Linked DNA regions of Homo sapiens: all the other regions are linked to region 3. The links are chromatin contacts, found by Hi-C or POLR2A ChIA-PET in ENCODE. All regions are on one chromosome and are shown on one strand. The core of a region is the stretch at or near the end of the contact, and the rest is flanking DNA. Distances in the headings are between cores, read along the strand shown.

What was found. A loop is a pair of places that touch in the nucleus more often than their neighbours do. ChIA-PET counts read pairs that join two places held with the same protein, here RNA polymerase II (POLR2A). Pooled maps may share reads with other maps.
Region 1: a loop to region 3 is called in a map of CD8-positive, alpha-beta T cell, with 10 times the contacts of the local background. The contact joins the promoter of ZNF26 here to the promoter of PGAM5 in region 3. A Hi-C loop is called at or near these places in 1 of 168 maps with a recorded cell type or tissue (CD8-positive, alpha-beta T cell), 1 of 37 single-sample maps with no recorded cell type and 10 of 50 pooled maps. POLR2A ChIA-PET finds 5 or more read pairs at or near these places in 1 of 52 experiments (CD4-positive, alpha-beta memory T cell).
Region 2: a map of CD4-positive, alpha-beta T cell shows a loop between it and region 3 (2.8-fold over the local background). The contact joins the promoter of ZNF84 here to the promoter of PGAM5 in region 3. A Hi-C loop is called at or near these places in 2 of 168 maps with a recorded cell type or tissue (CD4-positive, alpha-beta T cell and naive thymus-derived CD4-positive, alpha-beta T cell), 9 of 37 single-sample maps with no recorded cell type and 12 of 50 pooled maps. POLR2A ChIA-PET finds 5 or more read pairs at or near these places in 1 of 52 experiments (activated naive CD4-positive, alpha-beta T cell).
Region 4: a loop to region 3 is called in a map of naive thymus-derived CD4-positive, alpha-beta T cell, with 18 times the contacts of the local background. The contact joins the promoter of ZNF140 here to the promoter of PGAM5 in region 3. A Hi-C loop is called at or near these places in 1 of 168 maps with a recorded cell type or tissue (naive thymus-derived CD4-positive, alpha-beta T cell), 13 of 37 single-sample maps with no recorded cell type and 15 of 50 pooled maps. POLR2A ChIA-PET finds 5 or more read pairs at or near these places in 1 of 52 experiments (A673).

The regions. Positions count from the first base shown.
Region 1 is chr12:132,984,639-132,989,296 of GRCh38, reverse strand. ZNF26 (zinc finger protein 26) reads right to left here and starts at 2,930. Exons shown (of 4, transcript NM_019591.4): 1 at 2,424-2,930. The coding sequence starts at 2,456. RefSeq lists enhancers at 2,310-2,359, 2,085-2,584, 2,840-3,309.
Region 2 is chr12:133,034,368-133,039,388 of GRCh38, reverse strand. ZNF84 (zinc finger protein 84) reads right to left here and starts at 1,880. Exons shown (of 5, transcript NM_001289971.2): 1 at 1,844-1,880. ZNF84-DT (ZNF84 divergent transcript) reads left to right here and starts at 2,167. Exons shown (of 3, transcript NR_110091.1): 1 at 2,167-2,620. RefSeq lists a silencer at 1,774-1,953 and an enhancer at 2,174-2,263.
Region 3 is chr12:132,708,370-132,713,485 of GRCh38, reverse strand. It overlaps PGAM5 (PGAM family member 5, mitochondrial serine/threonine protein phosphatase), which reads right to left and starts at 2,644. Exons shown (of 6, transcript NM_001170543.2): 1 at 2,419-2,644. The coding sequence starts at 2,609. LOC124903063 (a long non-coding RNA gene) reads left to right here and starts at 2,891. Exons shown (of 2, transcript XR_007063551.1): 1 at 2,891-2,992. RefSeq lists silencers at 2,128-2,237, 2,448-2,907 and an enhancer at 3,078-3,127.
Region 4 is chr12:133,079,503-133,084,180 of GRCh38, reverse strand. ZNF140 (zinc finger protein 140) reads right to left here and starts at 3,258. Exons shown (of 5, transcript NM_003440.4): 1 at 3,109-3,258; 2 at 2,852-2,908; 3 at 952-1,078; 4 at 620-715. The coding sequence starts at 2,860. RefSeq lists enhancers at 3,270-3,469, 3,540-4,229.

The sequences.
Region 1 (4,658 bases), core at 1,681-4,180, 280 kb before region 3:
TAGGAGGCCGAGGTGGGCTGATCACGAGGTCAGGAGATCGAGACCATCCTGCTAACACAGTGAAACTCCATTTCTACTAAAAATACAAAAAAATTAGATGGGCGTGGTGGCACATGCCTGTAGTACCAGCTACTCAGGAGGCTCAGGCAGGAGAATCGCTTGAACCCAGGAGGTGGAGGTTGCAGTGAGCCGAGATTGTGCCACTGCACTCCAGCCTGGCCAACAGCGAGACTCTGTCTCAAAAAAAAAAAAAAAAAAAAAAAAAAAATTCACCGAAAGACTCCTGGAACTACATGATTATACCAAGGTTGCAGGATACAAAGTTAATATACAAAAGTCAACCCCTTTCCTGTACACAGGTGTAAGCTGAATTTGAAATAAAAAACACAATACCATTTACAGTAGCACCCACAAAAATTAAATACTTAGGTGTAAGTCTAACAAAATATATAATGATACTATATAAAATCTATATGAGAAAAACTACCAAACACTGCTGAATGAAAACTAAGAACTAGATAGAGAGATATAACATGTTCATGGATAGGAAGACTCAATATTCAAGACTTCAGCTCTTCCCAACTTGATCTACAGATTGAATGCACTGTCAGTTAAAATCCCAGCAAGTTATTTTGCAGATGTTGACAAACTGATTATAAAGTTCAGACAGACAAAAGACTTAGATTAGCTAACAGGATACGGAAGCAGAAGAATACATTTGGGAGAATGAACCTGACTTCAAGACTTATAGGCTGGGCATGGTGGCTCACACCTGTTATCCCACCAATGCTTTGGGAGGCCAAGGAGGAAGAAGTGCTTGAGGCCAAGAGTTGCAGGCCAGCCAGGGCAACACAGTGAGACCCTATCTGTACAAAAAAAAAAAAAAATTTTTAATTAGCCTGATGTGGTGGCATATGCCTGTAATCCCAGCTACTCAGGAGGCTGAGGTGGAGGATCCCTTGAGCCCGGGAGTTCGAGGCTGCAGTGAGTTGTGACTGTTCCACTGCACTCCAACCTGGGCAACAGAGTGAGATCCTGCCTTGAAAAAAAAACAAAAGATTTACTATAAAGACCAGCCTGGGCAACATGGCTAAACTCCATCGCTACAAAATATACAAAAATTACCCGGACTGGGTGGCATGTGCCTGTAATCCCAGCTACTCGGGAGGCTGAGGCTCAAGAATCGCTCGAACCCGGGAGGCAGAGGTTGCAGTGAGCCGAGATCGCGCCACTGCACTCCAGCCTGGGCGACAGAGCGAGACTCCGTCTCAAAAAAATAAAAAAAGACTTATTACAAAGCTACAAAAATCAAGACAGTGTGGCAGTGTGGTATTAGTGAAACAACAAATAGATCAATAGAACTCAATAAAGAGCCCAGAAATAGACCCATATAAATATAGTCAACTGATCTCTGACAAAGGAACAAACTCACAGGGGGAGAAATCCACTCCTAACTTTCTCTCGTTTCTTTAGCACAACAGCCTTTCTCCACCGTGTGTCCTTTCCTTTCATTAACCTGAGTCCTCACCTCGGTCCTCTTGAGGGTTCCAGTTGGTCACACTCTGAGCTTCCACGAATACAATAAGGTGTCTTTATGTATTTCCAGTTTAGACCTCCCATGTGAGTTACAGGCTGAAATACAGGCATTGGATATTCAACACCTGCGAAAGTCATTCCCAGGGTCCCTCTTCCAATAGCATTCCTAGTCTCCGGCTGTATAGCTCAATGGTAGAGCACCACATCCGGCAACGTCGTCAACACCACTCACCGAGGGCAAAGGATTTGGCAATCAAATCACTTGTAAAGACTCCCCTCTGGTTCACTCCATCAATAATTCATAAAGTCCCGATGATCCACTGGCCCGCCCCTTACCTTTCGGACTCTCGAGCTCCGCTCCTAGCCTTTTCTCCCTATTCATTCACCTGTAATTGCGTCCATAGTTCACTAGACTACCCTCTCCACCAAACCAAAGCTCCTCTAAAATTAGGAACATACATAATTTATCTCTGCATTGCCAGCACCAGCCTTAGAGTCCAGCAGACAAAAGGACACTCCATAAACAAGCATTTGGCCAAACGAAAAAGGAGGAACTGATCATTTCTCCAGCTAAGTTCTAAGGGTCTCCATAAGACAACTTTGTGTAGAAAACATGAAATGATGGAGGATCCTCAGACTTCAGGGCCCGCAGCTGGCCATGAAGTGCAGTATAACTGCCCGTCACAGAATACCACAGGCACGTTTCTGCAGGGCCAGAGCTTGGGCGAGCTTCAGAGGCGCTTTGGTTTGGTGGGGAGGGTAGTCTAGTAAACTACGCACACAATTACAGCTGAATGTGAGTTCAGTTCCCGGAGTAACCCTGAAGAGATTAACGTGGCCACCCTCAGTATCCAGTCGAATTTTAAACACGGAAAGTCTCTACTTACCCAGCACGAAGCTGTCCGGAAACTGGTGGCCATCCCCACGCCCACGTTCGCGCGCTGCCTGCGGGGGCAGGACCCGCGGGCTGCGGAGAGACCGTGAGGGATGCGTCCGCCCGAAGACAGGTGCGGGACCAGGGCCCCAGGCTCCTGACCGTCCCGGGGCCGAGTCGTTGGCAGGGACGCCGGCTCCTCAGCTCTCGCCCAACACAGACCGCGCGTGACTAGACAACCTCCCGGTCTGGGTACCAGGAGTCGCACGGATGGATTTGTGCCTTTCCGTGGCCCTGACTCGGGAGAGCAGGAGGCTGATCTGGCCCCGTCCACGCCCCGGACCGACGGAAGTGTTTAGCTGGTCAAGTCTCTGGTCTGCCCAGGATAATCCGAGCCGCTTAGCTCCGCGCCTCCGCGGCCACAGAGACTCAGCCAGGTACACCCGCTGGCCAGATTCCGGTCCACTGAGTCTAAGCCGGAAACAGCCCTGCACGCGCGCACCCGACTAAGGCCGGGAGTGCGGCGCATGCGGAAGTGCGTCCTGCGTCGATGCGCCAGGACGCGAAGGCGCCGGAAAAACTACATCTCCCACAATCCTCGGAGAAGGCTCCCTCGTTACAGGCCTGGCTTCCAGCTGCCGCGGATCTAGAGAGGGGCACAGCCTGACGGGAAAGGAAGGCTGGGAGGGGGCTCCGCCAGCGGCACCTGGTTCACCCTCCCACGGCTGCGCCAGGTTCAGTACCATCCTCGGAGCCTGGACGCCCAGTTTCCCAGGGCCTGTAGAACTGACTCAGAGTCCGACCCCAGCAGAGACGCAGGCGTGCTGAGGTTTTGATATCAAACAAGATAGGGTTCAGACCAGAAGGCACAGCAAAAAAGGACGCTTTGTAAAGCTAAAAGCTGCAGTTCATAGGGTTAAATAACAGTTTTGAATATCAGTGCACCAAATAATACAGTAACCAACTTCATAAAGGAGAAACTATAGTAGATGTGAAAAACAAATAAATAGAACCACACCAGTAATGAAACTGCCTTTGCAAAAATTATATCAGTGAGAAAATTATAGCAGTGGGGGAGGTCTAATCTAACCAAACCCCCAACTCTGCGCGCCTTTGGCTGTCAAGATGCCTTCATTATTCCTGGGCTTAGGCCAAGCTAACTTTGGAAGACATTTAGGTTATAGTTCAAATGATAGCCCTTTTCCAAAACCCAACTGCCTTTGTAAAACCTATGAGAGACCACCAAGCTAGCGGGAGGAGAGGAGCCTGAATTCTGCTAAGATGTGGATTGGTCACAAGACACGCAACTTCCCCAGTTACTCCTACAGATAACACCACTATTGTAGATTGGCCTTTTGAGATTTAAAAATGTGCAAAATGGCCAGGCACGATGGCTCACGTCTGTAATCCCAGCATTTTGGAGGGCTGAGGTGGGTGGATCGCATGAGCCCAGGAGTTGGAGACTAGCCTGGGCAACATGGTGAAACCTCGTCTCTACAAAACATATCAAAAGTAAGCCGGATGTGGTGGCATGCATCTGTAGTCTCAGCTACTTGGGGGGCTAAGGCAGCAGAATTGCTTGAGCCCGTGAGGTGGAGGTTGCAGTGAGCCGAGATTGCACCATTGCACTCCAGCCTCGATGACAGGAGTGAAACCCTGTCTCAAAAAAAAAAAAAAAAAAAAAGTGCCAAACATCTGAATAGACATTTCTCAAAAGAAGACATACAAATGGCAAACAGGTATATGAAAAGGTACACAATATAATTGATCATCAGAGAAATGCAAATCAAAACTACAACGAGATATTATCTCACCCCAGTTAAAATGGCTTTTATCCAAAAGACAAGCAATAATAAATGCTGGTGAGGATATGGGGAAAAGGGAACCCTGGTACATTCTTGGTGGGAATGTAAATTAGTACAACCACTATGGAGAACAGTTTGGAGGTTCCTCAAAAAAATAAAAATAGAGCTACCATACAATGCAGCTATCCCACTCCTAGGTATATACCCGAAAGAAAGAAAATCAGTATATCCAAGAGCTGTCTGCACTCCCTTGTTGACTGCAGCACTATTCACAATAGCCAAGATTTGGAAGTAACCGAAGTGTCAATCAACAGGTTAATGAATAAAGAAAATGTGGTACATATACACAATGGAGTACTAGGAAGCCATAAAAAAGAATGAGATCCTGTCATTTGCAACAACATGGATGGAACTGGAGATCATTATATTAAGTGAAATAAGCG
Region 2 (5,021 bases), core at 631-3,130, 330 kb before region 3:
AAACACACACAACATAAATCCTGGAGTCAGCTCCTATTCCCATGCACACATTCAGTCACTAATTCCCACAAAAATATAAATGAAGGACGCCCTGCCTCAACTGTATCACACTAACAAGCAGCACTTTCTTTTTCATGCCTTTTTGTGGTTCAAACTTCAGTGCCAACTCAGAAACACACAGCAGTTTCTCCCAGTTATACAAGAAATGACTCCTTTATACCTTAAATTGTGATAATACATAAATCTTAGAACAAAAGCTGGCACACAGTCATACGAAACATATACTAGCTATAATTATTATTATAAAAGTAATATATGATGGCAAAATATAAAAAACATACACAAGCTAAATAAGAACTATTATCTATGATCTCACCACAGGTAACCATTCTTAGGATGATGGAAACTATTGTGATATTTTTCATACAATGGAAGCATATGGTCATATTTAAAAGCTGTTTTTGTTTTTTTCCCATTATGTGAAGAACATCTTTCCAGGTCAATAACCTTATTTCTGTAAGATATAAACAACTCACATAAAATAACAAAAAAATAAAATCCGACTCATAATTGACAAAATACATAAAATATGTAGGAATATCAAGACCCATATGAAGCATACTAAAAACACCAATGAGAACTATAAAAATAGAATTAAAGAAATTTATAATTCGATTTTATTCTGGGATAGGAAGACTTCAGATTGTGAAGATAATTTGACCTCAAATGATTTATATAACTCATCGACTCCAATCAGAATCTCAAAATTCTAAAGTTTATGTGTAAGAAAAAAGGTTCAAGAACAATTCGGACACTTTTTTTTTTTTTTTGACAGGGTCTTACTGTGTTGTCCAGGCTGAAGTGCAATGGCATAACCATAGCTCACTGCAGCCCTGAACTCCTGGGCTCAAGTGATCCTCCTACCTCAACCTACAGAGTAGCTGGGGCTACAGGCATGCCCTACCACACCGGGCCTGGATGCTTTTGGAAATACAAAATAATGAGTGTGAACAGGCCCACTGTAATACATACAAATTATAATCATTATAACATTTGACACTGGCTCCAGAGAAGTTATACAGATGAAAAAAAGCAAACTGTCTAAATATGCAAGAGTCAGCATGCAATAAATGTAGCATTTCAAAGCCATCAGTAAAATTAAATTATTTAATGAATACAAGAATATTTGAAAGAAAATAAACGTAGCTATTTCATACAACTACTTTCAGTGGGTTAAATTTTAAAATAATGGAAACCCTAAGAATGTCTACAAAAAAAAACCACAGGTGAATGAATATATGTATAATTTGAGGGGAGATTTCGCTACACCATACCAAAAGCAAAAGTCACTTAAAAAATTTAAAACAGTCAATAAATATAACCATTAAAAAATACACGGCCAGGAATGGTGGCTCACACCTGTAACCCCAGCGCTTTAAAAGCCTCCTTCGATAGCGGCAGAGCCAGGCTGCTGGTGGATGCGGTCCAGCAGGGCAGCCGCTCCTTAGGGCCACGGCGCGGCAAGCGGGCTGGCCCGAGGTCGAGGCTAAACGCGCCCGAGGCTAAACGCGCCCGAGGCTGGCGCCTCCACGCCCGCCTGAAAGGACGCCCAGGAGCGGCGCCTCCGGAAAGGCCGTGCCCGCCCCACAGCCCAGAATCCGCGCAGCTCCGCGGCCCACGGCATCTTCACGACCCGGCCCAGCCCCAACCCGCCCCAGACCCGCATCCGCGCGCGGACGCCCAGGGCCTTGAAGCCGAAGCTCCCCGCGGCCACTCCCGCGCGCCTCCCCCGCCATTCCCGGAGCCCCCAGCGCCGGGCCCGCAATAAACTCACTGAACTCACAAAAGACGCCGCCGCCGAGTCGCGCCCGCGCGCCCGCGGCCTCGCGATCACGTGACACCGCCCGTCCCCCGTGTCCCGCGCACGCGCCCAAACCGTCGGCCTTTGTGCGCTCCCGGGCGGCTCCGAACGGGCCGGGACGAGTCGGGGACTGCACACGCGCACACTCGCACGCGCGCACACGCGTACACTCCCCTCTCACGTGGCAGCGAAGGACAAAGAGGAAGAACGGGCCACCTGCAAGCATTACCAAGAGTGCATGTGCGCATGCGCGAAGGAAGGAGCCCCGCGAACTCAACTTCCCACAGTGCCCCGCGTCCGGAAGTGCCTGTCGCTTGGAGACGGAGTGACTCCAAACGGGCTCACACGGTTTTCTGAGAAACATAAAGGGAAACCGAATCCACCAATATATATATATATTTTCTTGAGACGGCGTCTCGCTCTGTCACCCAGGCTGGAGTGCAGTGGCGTGATCTCGGCTCACTGCAAACTCCGCCTCCCGGGTTGACGCCATTCTTCTGCCTCAGCCTCCCGAGTAGCTGGGACTACAGGCGCCCGCCGCCACGCCCGGCTAATTTTTTTGTATTTTAGTAGAGACGGGGAGTCACCGTGTTGCCCAGGCTGGTCGCGAACTCCTGAGCTCAGGCAATCCGCCCGCCTTGGCCTCCCAAAGTGCTAGGATTACAGGCGTGAGCCACCGCGCCCGGCCCACCAATACTCAATTGGTTTGACTTCAGTTGAGGAAACCAGAAAAAATTTAAATATATTTATGGAAAGAAGGTAAGAATTAACAGAAAAAAGTAAAGTTGATCCATAACTGGAGTCGTAGGGAGAATTATAGGTAAGTCACGATGCTTATGACAGCAAGATGGGGCCGGGGAGATGGAGGAGAGAGATGAAAAAAGAGAAATAACCATAGACACATAGGAAATTGAATGAAAATCCGCTCTATACTAATAAATTTGATAATTTGTGACACAAATGATTCTCCAGGACAACATGGGCCAAATTTGACCCAATTTTATCCACAATTTGAAGACAAATTCAGAGATCCTTTGCCAGAAAGCATCATAATGAGTTGCTTAGTGAATTGCTTCAAACATCCAGTGATTAGAGAATTCTTATATTTATTCCCAGAGGTAGAACTCACCAGTGAAGTACTAGCATAAAAACAGACGCATGGACCAATGTGGAACAGCGTAGAAAAACCAGAAATAACCCCATGCATATACAGTCAACTAATCTTAGGCAAGTCAACTAATCTTGTGTCAAGAATACACGATGGGGAAAGGACAGTCGCTTCAATAAATAGCGTGAGGAAACCGGATATCCAAATACTGCTACGCAAAAGACCTCATTGCCCGATGTGCACAGAAGCCAATACTATGGCACCAGGCGTTTGAGAAAAGAAAAGCTTAATTGCGAGTTGACCAACAAAGTGACAGGAGTTTAGTTCAAATCTATCTCTCTGTGCTGCCCTTAAGGCAGCACTATTGTGAAAAAAGGTTTAGAGGGTGGATTCTGGGATTCACAGGTGAATGGTGAAGGAAAAAGGAAGTCTGGAAAGTCCCCGACCATGTGCAGTTGTCTCTTCAAGCCTCTTCTTGGGTCCCATGTGCAAATTAAGGTAGAGTTAGTGTGAAAAGTGCAGTGGAAATTCAGGCTGCGACATCAGCAAGCTCATTCTGCATGGACTCCGTTTGGTTATATTGGTTTCAACTGATTTCAGCCAGTTGTATTATATTACAAACGGAGTTTCAGCAAACTGTTTCTTATCTGCCATCCTGTAAGCTCAAGAATTTCTGTTAGCCGGACGCGGTGGCTCACGCCTATAATCCTAGCACTTTGGGAGGCCGAGGCGGGCAGATCACCTGAGGTCAGGAGTTCGAGACCAGCCTGGCCAACATGGTGAAACCCTGTCTCTACTAAAAATACAAAAATTAGCTGGGCGTGGTGGTGCACACCTGTAATCCCAGCTCCTCGGGAGGCTGAGGCAGGAGAATCGCTTGAACCTGGGAGGTGGAGATTGCAGCGAGCCGACATCGCGCCACTGCACTCCAGCCTGGGCGACAAGAGCGAGACTCCATCTCAAAAAAAAAAAATTCGTTAGTCACTGGTTTCTTTAACTATTTGGGGGCATGGTTTCACAACTTCTTCTTCTTCTTTTTTTTTTTTTTTGAGACAATCCCTCACCAGAATCTAGGCCTTTTCTAACCTGCTCCTCCAGACTCTTCCAAACTCTGCCCATTACCCAGTTCCAAAGCCACTTCCACATTTTCAGGATTTATTATTAGCAACAGCCCCACTCCTCAGTACCAATTTTCTGTCTTAGTTTATTTTCTATTGCTGTAACTGAATACCTGACACTGAATAATTTATAAAGAAAATGAATTTATTTCTTACAGTTCTGGAGACTGGGAAGTCCAAGGTTGAGGGACACTTCTGGTAAGGACTTCCTTGCTAGCAGGACTCTCTGCAGAGCCCCAGGTCAGTCCAGGGTGCACACTGTGAAGGGGGATCAAGCAGCCGAGCCCATTTCTCTCTTTCTCTTCCTATAAAGCCACTAATGCCCACCCTCATGAGCTCATCTAATCCTAGTTACCTCCCAAAGGTCCCACCTCTCAATTGCCATAGGCAGCTTTCCCACTCTCCTAACACTGTTACAATGGGGGTTAGTTGCAACGTAATTTTCAGAGGGCATAGACATTCAAATCATAGCAGTATATATCCAAAATAAATAAAATTAAAAGATATCTCAGCGATATCTGCACTCCCCTGTTCATTGCAGCATTATTCACAATAGTGAAGATGTAGAAACAACCTAAGCATCTATCAAAAGATAAAGAAAATGTAGTATACGTACACAATAGAATATTACTTGGCCTCAAAAAAGGAGAAAATTCTGTGATTTACTACAACATGGATGAGCCTGGAGGACATTATGCAAAGTGAAATACACATAGAAATACACGGATACAGAAAGAAGATACTACACGATCTCACGTAGATGTGGAATCTTAAAAAGTCGAACTCATAGAAACAGTGGAAGAGTGGTTACCAGAGGTCAGGTGGCAAGTAGGGGAAATGAGGAGATGTTGGTCAAATGTTTTAAAAAGAGAACAAACTTGCAGTTATAACATGAATAAATTCTGGAGACCTAATGGACAGCATGGTGACGACA
Region 3 (5,116 bases), core at 1,395-3,894:
GCTGAGCCAGAGAAAATATTTGGGAGCTATAGGCACAGAGACAGGAAGCCGTAAACTGCATGAGACCTCCAGGAAGAAGCTGGAGATTTCACCAGATGAGGCTCTGGAACTTTCAAGTGTGGACAGGTGAGACTCAAGAAGAAACATGCTGTCTTCTAGCACCTTCCTGTAGTTGCTCATGCCTTCTGTCTGTATAAGTCTTTCCCAACCCACAAGGCCCAATTCACTTCTCCCCAGACATGACAAGCAAATACAGAACACCTGCTTAAAAGAGAAAGGCTGGGCTCAGCTCCCGGTTCTACTTCAAGTTCTTTTTTTTCTTTTTTGAGACAGAGTTTCACTCTATCACCCAGGCTGGAGTGCAGTGGCACGATCTGGGCTCACTGCAGCCTCCACCTCCTGGGCTCAAGTGATTGTCCTGCCTCAGCCTCCCAAGTAGCTAGGACTACAGGTGCATGCCACCATGCCTGGCTAATTTTTTTGTATTTTTAGTAAATACAGAGTGTCACCGTGTTGGTCAGGCTGGTCTCGAACTCCTGACCTCAAGTGATCCGCCCACCTCAGCCTCTCAAAATGCTGGGATTACAGGTGTGAGCCACCGCACCCAGCCTACTTCAAGTTCTTTAACGGCAGAGTAAATCTGTTTCCTTAAAAAGACCTAAGAAATTCAGAATATTGATTCAGAATTTCTGATTTTTCAGAATTCTGATTTTTAAAAAAGAATATAACAGGCTGGGCATGGTGGCTCATGCCTGTAATCCCAGCACTTTGGGAGGCCGAGGTGGGAGGATCACCTAAGGTTGGGAGTTCAAGACCAGCCTGACCGACATGGAGAAACCCCGTCTCTACTAAAAATACAAAATTAGCTGGGCATAATGGCGCGTGCCTGTAATCCCAGCTACTCGGGAGGCTGAGGCAGGAGAATTGCTTGAACCCGGGAGGCGGAGGTTGCAGTGAGCCGAGATTGCACCATTGCACTCCAGCCTGGGCAACAAGAGCGAAACTCCGTCTCAAGGAAAAAGAAAAAAGAAAAGAAGGAAAAAGAATGTAACTCCAGTCTAATCATGAGAAAACCTTCAGAGAAGTCTCAATTGAGGGACCTTCTACCAAACCCCTGACCAGGACGCCTCAAACACTCATGATCATCAAAACAAGTCTGAGAAATTGTCACAGCCAAAACATGCCTACGGAGGCATGAAGACTACTTGTCATGTGGGACCCTAGAACAGAACAGCAGGTAAAAGCTGAGGAAATCTCAATGAAACATGAACCTTAGTTAACAGTAATGTATTATAAACTAATATAATAACTATAATTAATCTATATTATTTTGGCTCATTAATTTTGATATATACACCATGCTTAGTGTATGATGCTAATAATAGAGGAAATAAGGTTAACAAAAGATAAAAATCTAATATAAAGTACCTAACGCAACCACAGTAGTATAATTCTGTGCCCCCTTTCTCAAAGTACTGAGTATAATGAGGAGTTAGGACTGGGAAAACCATCCTTGCCGCTAGAGCAGTCCTGGCCGACAGAAACAGAATGCCAGCAACATGTGAAATTATACATTTTCTAATAGCAACATTAAAAAGAAACAGGTGAATTTCGATCATACTTTTAATTCAATATGCTAAAAATACTATTTCAACACATAACTAATGTTAAAAACCTGCACTACTTTTTTTTTTTTTCCTTTGAGACAGGCTCTGTTGCTCAGGCTGGAGTGAAGTGGCGGGATCTCGGCTCACACTGTGCAGCCTGGGACCCCTGGACTCAAGGGATCCTCCTACCTCAGCCTCCCGAGTAGCTGGGACCACAGGCGCGCGCCACCTCGCTCGGCCAATTTTTTTTGTATTTTTTGTAGAGATGGGGGTCTCACTATGTTGCCCAGGCTGGTTTCAAATTTCTCAAGCGATCCTCCGGCCTCAGCCTCCCAAACGCTGGGATTACAGGCCTGAGCTACCGCACCCGGCCCTGCTTGCGTTAAGTTTAAATTGACGTAAACTAAGCATTCCCTTCAGGAATCACACGAGCCATATTTCAAACGCTCAATAACCGCACGCAGCTCGCGGGCGCGCTCCTGCAAACGCCCCTGAAGGAGGCCCGGCTTCCACCTCAGCCTCGCCCCGGCCCGCGCTCCGGCGATGGCACCCAGGGCGGACTCGCAGGGGCGGGGAGAAGGGCGAGGACGCGACGGAGCTCGGCCACAGAAGCCGGCGGGAAGGGTCAGCCGCCCCCGGAACCCTCCGCGCAGAGCGGCCCCGGAAAGCGGCTCCTCCGCTGGGGAAAGCAGACGGCGACCCCAGATCCCGACCCGATCGCAACCTTAAACCTGGTCCCGATCTCGATCCCAACGGTAACACCTGCCCTGACCCCCATCCCGACCCCGGCCCCAAACAGCCCCGCGCGCACCTGTCCCAGTTGGGGTCCCAGACACCGGGGCCCGGCCGCGCGCCCCCCGCCCAGGCCGGCGGCTCAGCCGGGCGTGGCTCCGCGTCCCCGCCTGCGCGCGGCTTCCCTACCGCCACGGCCGAGAAGAGCACGGCGGCCGAGCCCCCGGCCAGCCCGCAGGCCGCCAGCTGCAGCGCCTGCCGGAACGCCATGCCGCTTGCTCCCGCGCCGGCCCGCGCAGGCGCCCACGGCCCCGACGGCGCTCCGCGAGGAACACGCTTCCCCCGGCTGCCGCTTCCGGGCGGCGGGGGCGGAAGTCCCGCCTCCTGGGGCGCGGCAGGACGCGGGGCAGCCTTGCGCGAAGGGGCGTTTTCGTGGAGCCACCTGCCGCGCCACGCTCCAGTCCCGTCACTTGTGCTCGCGAGCGCCGGTGCGCGCAGGTGCGGGCGGGGTTGTGGGGACGCCGGGAGGGCGGCGCGGTACTTTCCAGAAGGTTCCGCACCGGAAGCGCCTGCCGAGGCCGGAGGCTGGGTGCAGGGGCGGAGACGCGGAGAACTTGGGATCCTGGTTTAAGGGAGCTGGGAAGCTGCCGCAGGTTTGTTTAAACGATATTTTTTTGGTGGCGGAACACGAAGTAAAGTTTTCCGTCGGCGCAGTTCCTGCGTGTGCTGTTCAAGCGGCCTGAAGTGCGTTCAGGTTCGGCCGGGCTGTCCCTCCTCCTGGTCCCGACCCCTCAAACCCCGGGCCGAACACCGCCCTCTCCTGCGGGACAGTCTTTCTATGGCCGGCGCGTTTCGCCTAGCAGGGTCCTCAGAGGGACCGCGTTAGAGCCTGGGTTTCCTTCCAGGGGGACCAGCGCTCCCTGGGTGGACCGACCCCACCGCTTACCCATTGCTGGACGCCTGCGTGCACCGACCCCACCGCTTACCCATTGCTGGACGCTTGCCCTGTTGCCATCTCCTCGCTAGCGTGAACAGTGCTGCGTGCAGATCTCTCTTTCATTGATTGTTTTGCGTCTGTACCCAGAAGTGGGATTGCTGGACCATCTCTGCCCATTTTAAAATTGGGAAATGACATGATCTGATTTAAGCTATTTAAAAATCACTTGGGCCTGGGCTCGGTGGCTCACGCGTGTAATCACAACACTTTGGGAAGCCGAGACAGGCGGATCACCTGAGGTCAGAAGTTTGAGACCAGCCTGGCCAACATGGTGAAACCCGGTCTCTACTAAAAATACAAAAATTAGCCGGGCACGGTGGCTCCAGCCTGTAATACCAGCTACTCAGGAGGCTGAGGCAGGAGAGTTGCTTGAACCCAGGAAGCGGAGGTTGCAGTGAGCTGAGATTGCCTCACTGCACTCCAGCCTGGGCAACAGAGTGAAACAATGTCTCAAAAAAATAAAAATAAAAAAACTGAATGGTTCCACAGAAATACTGAGACTTCTGCTTAAACAGGCTTTCTTGAACCTGTACGCTTCCAGTTGGGTCTGCTGCTTCCAGGTCATTTACTAAAAATGATAGGAAGATTTAAAAAATAAAAATAAAAGGAAGGCCGGGCGTGGTGGCTCACGCCTGTAATCCCAGCACTTTGGGAGGCCTAGGTGAGCGGATCACGAGGTCAGGAGCTCGAGACCATCCTGGCTAACACGGTGAAAACCCGTCTCTACTAATAATACAAAAAAAAAAAAAAAAAATAGGGCATGGTGGCGGGTGCTTGTAGTCCCAGCTACTAGGGAGGCTGAGGCAGGAGAATGCCGTGAACCCGGGAGGCGGAGCTTGCAGTGAGCCGAGATCGCGCCACTGCACTCCAGACTGGGCGACAGAGCGAGACTCTGTCTCAAAAAAATAAAGGAAAATTGGGCCGGGCGCAGTGCCTCACGCCTGTAATCCCAGCACTTTGGGAGGCTGAGGTGGGCGGATCACGAGGTTAGGAGATCAAGACCAGCCTGACCAACATGGTGAAACCCCGTCTTTACTGAAATACAAAAAAGCCTGGCGTGGTGGTGCGCGCCTGTAGTCCCTGCTACTCGAGAGCCTAAGGCCGGATAATCGCTTGAACCTGGGAGGCAGAGGTTGCAGTGAGCCAGGATGGTGCCACTGCACTCCAGCCTGGGTGACAGAGACTCTGTCTCAAAAAAAAGAAAATCAGCCAGGCTCAGTGGCTCATGCCTGTAATCCCAGCACTTTGGGAGGCCGAGGCGGGCAGATCACCTGAGATCAGGAGTTTGAGACCAGCCTGGCCAACATGGTGAAACCCCATCTCTACTAAAAATACAAAAATTAGCTGGTACATACCTGTAATCCCAGCTACCCAGGAGGCTGAGGCAGGAGAATCGCTGGAATCCAGGAGGCAGAAGCTGCAGTGAGCTGAGATCACACTACTGCACTCCAGCCTGGGTGACAGAGCAAGACTCCATCTCAAAAAATAAAATAAAAAACAAGGGAAAATCCACAAGGACATAGTTGAATCCATAAGAAGAAATGACAGCAGATAAATCAGTTAACAAAAGTTCAAGAGCTGGAGATCAGATCTTTATCGACCTGAGAATATGGAACACCAGTGCCTATGTGGAAGGAAACCAGGAAGCAAGTTCATTTAATCCAGTGAGTCTGGAAGAGTCTGGGAGTTGGCAGCATTAGCCTCCTGTCTGAGAGCTGTGGGGCTGAAAGCAGGAGCATTTAGAGGAAAAGGTTGCCTTCCACATTTCGTTTCTCCCCCA
Region 4 (4,678 bases), core at 2,009-4,508, 370 kb before region 3:
AGAAAAAACAAAAAGAAATGAAATTCAGAGACCAGACAGAACTAACAATGGGAACAAAAAAGACACCTGTGAGAAAGAAAAGAAAGTATAAGGTGAGAACTGGTCGACTATGTCAGCTGTTAGGTAATATAGAAAAAACAGAATTGGGTATGAAGTAGTGTTTTATGGAGTTGTAAGTGAAACTTCAGTCTTTATACCTCTGGTATCTTTTTTTTTTTTTTGAGATGGAGTCTTGCTCTGTCTCCCAGGCTGCAGTGCAGTGGCGCAATCTCGACTCACTGCAAGCTCTGCCTCCCGGGTTCACGCCATGCTCCTGCCTCAGCCTCCCAAGTAGCTGGGACTACAGGCACCCGCCACCAAGCCCGGCAAATTTTTTTGTATTTTTAGCAGAGATGGGGTGTCACCGTGTTAGCCAGGATGGTCTCGATCTCCTGACGTCGTGATCCACCCACCTCGGCCTCCCAAAGTGCTGGGATTACCGGCATGAGCCACCGTGCCTAGCGTATCTCTAGTATCTTTAAGGGAAAATTTTCCAATCAACATATTAAAAAGTATTCCTTTTTCATTGACTAATTGAGTGGTTTTAAAAAATTTCCCCATCAGCTTCCAACTCACTCACCTGAAAACAGATCTCTTTTCACTTCCCTTTTCCCCAGCCAGGGTTCTTTCCCTTGCTCCAATAAGGAAACCACATCTGGCTTAGAAATGGAAAGACCTGCTTGCAGAAAATGAAATAAATTCAAGATCAGTCATTGAATCCTAAGAGGGGCCACAAAGGAAATGTCAGATGTAAGTTTTTAAAATGTCTAAAAATAAGGTGCAGTTACGTCCCCATCTTAAAACTAATTTTAAGAAACCCCATACCTCTCTTGGGAATATTCAGCCAGATAATTATAACAGCCACCCTAACGGTCAAATTTTGCCTTGAGGGAGATGAAGAAGAATACTTACCCAGTGAGACCAGATGGCCATAGTTCTCCAACATTACACATCTGTACAAATCTCTTTGAGCAGGCTGAAGCCATTTCCACTCCTCCTGGGAGAAGTCTATGGCCACATCTCTGAATGTCACTGACCCCTGAAATGACGGACAGATATTTGCATGACCAGCACGCATGCCCCCAAACTCCCTCATCAAGGAATAAAATGAGTCTCACTGTGGAGGTTAGGCAATGTGTCTAAGTAGTAACAGTGAGAGTTTTCAGAATTCTGAGTAATTATATAATGAAGAGCCTAGCTCTTGTGTTTTGTTGTATAACTGGAGAAAAGGAGAAAAACATAAATTATCTGTCCTGAGATAATTTACAATTTTATTCAAAATAAAGGATTATACACATGAACAATATGGATTTTTGGCATTGGTTGTAAAAATTCTTAAGATTTTACAGTATTCCTTTATGTTAATAAACAATGTATATTTTCCTTAATACCAGCCTATTTTAATATAATTCAGCCAGAATTTCTTCAGGGTAATAATTCGCTACAGCAGATAACAGCACCACCCTTCAAATGGGGCATACAGTCTCAAGTTTGTCACAGTTATCCCTAATCCTAAAGAAATACCTGTGAAACTTAGTGGTAATTTTAGCAATGTCACAGAACAAGGAGGATAAGCAATAAAGAATCTTGATTCCGCAAGAAGAGAATGTAATACCTCCCAGGACAGAACCTAAAGCACTTTCCCTCAGAGTTAGGGGGAATAATATATAAGCCCTTGCTTTGCAGCCTGGTTTTGCACCACTTGAGTGATCCACATTGATCTATAAGGCATGAATGGGAATTTAAAATGTCTCAAACTAGTAGCAGTCCCAGATGGATGGCAGTTATAATTTACAGTTTTGAAGTTTAATAAAAAAGTGATTAAAGACTGTTGACTAATAAAGCAGCTGTTTCCTACACAGCAAGATCTGCAGCAGAGGTGGAAATTGGATTCCCCAGCAAAACTCAGAGAACCTCTGAATTTGGAGAGAAGTATGACAAAAAGTAGGATAAAGAAGTGGAACTGAAATGAGGGACTCATTTTGAATAGTTGACCCTGTTATCCCCACTGCTGTGAAGCACAATTACCAGCCAAGCCCTTAGGCCAAATCAAAATAAAAATGTGTTCCTTATGTCATGTCTGAAAAATGAGCTCTGAGGATTCGGAGATTTTGTTTTGGTCACTTCTGCATCCTCAAGACTTAGAATGAGTTGCACATTAGAATCACTTGGAAGGACTGTTAGACTGCTGGGCCAAATTCTCAGTTTCTGATTCAGAAGGTCTGGGGTAGGACTCAAGAATATTCATTTCTAATACGTTCTCAGATGATGCTGATACTGCTGGTCCAAGGATCACACTGTGGGAACCACTGAAAGTAGAGGTTCAGTAAAAACATATTGAATAAATGAATAAAGGGGCGCTGGAGTAACGTAAAGCACTCCTCATTCTAACACTGTGGGAAAGAGGAGGCGATGTAACAGCTGGCACCCTACCCTCTCACCCTAAAACATGCCAGCCAGGTCAGAAACCCCGCCCACATCTGGATAGCTTCCTGTCACTCTCTTCATGTATACTTAAGTATAAGCACCTGAAAAGGAGGAACAAGGGACAGGGTCCTGGGGTTCTGCCAGGCAGGTGGTTGTAGGAGAAAGAAAGCCACGTCCCAAGTCCTGAAAAACACGGCTGCACTTCACAAAGAAAAGCGGAAACAGGCCAAGTGGGTTGGCTCACTTGAGGCCAAGAGTTTGAGGTTACAGGATGCTATGATCGCTCCACTGCCTGGGCGACAGGAGGAGACCCTGTCTCTCTCTTAAAAAAAAAATAAAAATTTATATATATATATATATATATATTTATCAATCATTAGCTTACCTGAGACATAGCTCACAGAAGGGAAGGAGGAGATCAGAAAAGTGTAAAATGGCAGACCTGGCAGAGAGAGAAAGGAGCCCTGAGCGAACAGGCCAGCTAGGCCGCGCCCAAGTCACTAGATTCCCGCACTGGGGATTCCCGTGGCCCCCGCTCCGCGCCTCCCACGTAGAGAGCAGGGCGCCCTGAGAGATCGCGCTTGGACCACTGGCGCCGGCTTTCTCTTCCTGCCACGGCGCGCCTCCCCAGAACCCCCTCACCTAACAGTGGCCACAGAAGGATGCGTTTCCGTGGTGCTTTCCGCCAGGTGGGCGTAGCGTTCCAGGGCTCCGGACCGAGTCACCGCCCGGGGCCATCCGGCGCAGACCGGGAGGGCTCCTTTCGTTGCCTACAGCCAACACAGGCCAGACGCTCGGCGCCGCCCCCCAGGGCCCCTCCGCGGGCGTCGCAGGAATTGCGTCTTCAGAAGCCTCGCCGACGTCACCCCAACCAGGCCGCCGGCCTCAAGAAACTACAATTCCCAGAAACCAATGCGGCCCTGCGCGCAAGGGCTTTTCGTTCCTACTGGAACTCCCAGAGCGCCTCGCTGCCGTGCCCAGAACGCCAGGAGACAAAGAACGAGGGCCTGCGACAACTACAATTCCCAGAGCCATCGCGGCCCGGTGCGCCAGAGCATAGGGGCTATCCTCCCACGCCCAGAGCCGAGAAACAAAGAACCCGGGTCCTAGGCAACTACATTTCCCAGAAATAACCGCGGCCCCCCGCGGAAGAGTACACAGACCTTTGTGTTCCTATAACTGCCAGAGTGTCTCGCGGCCAAGCGCACAACTAGCGGAGAAACGAAGAACGTGGAACTCAGGCCACCACACTTCCCAGAAACAACCGCGACCCCGCGCGAGAGAGCATATGGCTTTCCCCGCCCCACTGCAACTCCCAGGGTGCTTTGAGGCCAAGCGCACATCATCGAAAGACAAAGAACACGAGCTTCAGGCAACTACACTTCCCAGAACCTCTAGCGACCGTGCGCAAAAGAGCGGAGGACGTTCTTCCCCTACTACGACTCCCAGAGTGCATCGTGGCCACGCCCAAAGCCGGAAGACAACGCAGAGCTCTGGCGACTACATTCCCCCAAACTCCTGCGCCGCACGCCAGAGGGTATAGGGTTTTCCTCCCCTACTACGACTCCCACAGTGCTTCGCTGGCGTGCACACACGGCCCAGAGACAAGGAACTGGAGACTCAGGTGACTACACTTCCCAGAACACACCGCGGCCCAGCAAGAGCCCAAGACCGCCTCTATTAAACAACTAGGATTCTTAACAACGACTGTGGAGTCAGTACTTCAGTCTAAGACCTTTTGCTACTGGAAAGGGGTCCGGATCTCAGACTCTAAGAGAGGGTTCTTGGATCTTGCACAAGAAAGAATTTGAGGCGAATCCATAAGGTGAAAGCAAGTTTATTAGGAAAGTAAAGGAATAAAGAATGGCTAATCCATAGGCAGGGCAGCCCCGAGGGCTGCTGGTTGCGCATTTTTGTGGTTATTTCTTGATGATATGCTAAACAAGGGGTGGATTATTCATGCATCCTCTTTTTAGACCATATAGGGTAACTTCCTGACGTTGCCATAGCCACTGGTGGGCAGTGAGGACAATCAGGTCGTTCTCATCGCTATCTCGGTTTTAGTCGGCTTCTTTACTGCAACCTGTTTTATCAGCAAGGTCTTTATGACCTGTATCTTGTGCCAGCCTCATGTCTCATCCTGTGACTACGAATGCCTTAACCTCCAGGGAATGCTGCCCAGCAGGTCTCAGCCTTATTTTAACCAGCCCCT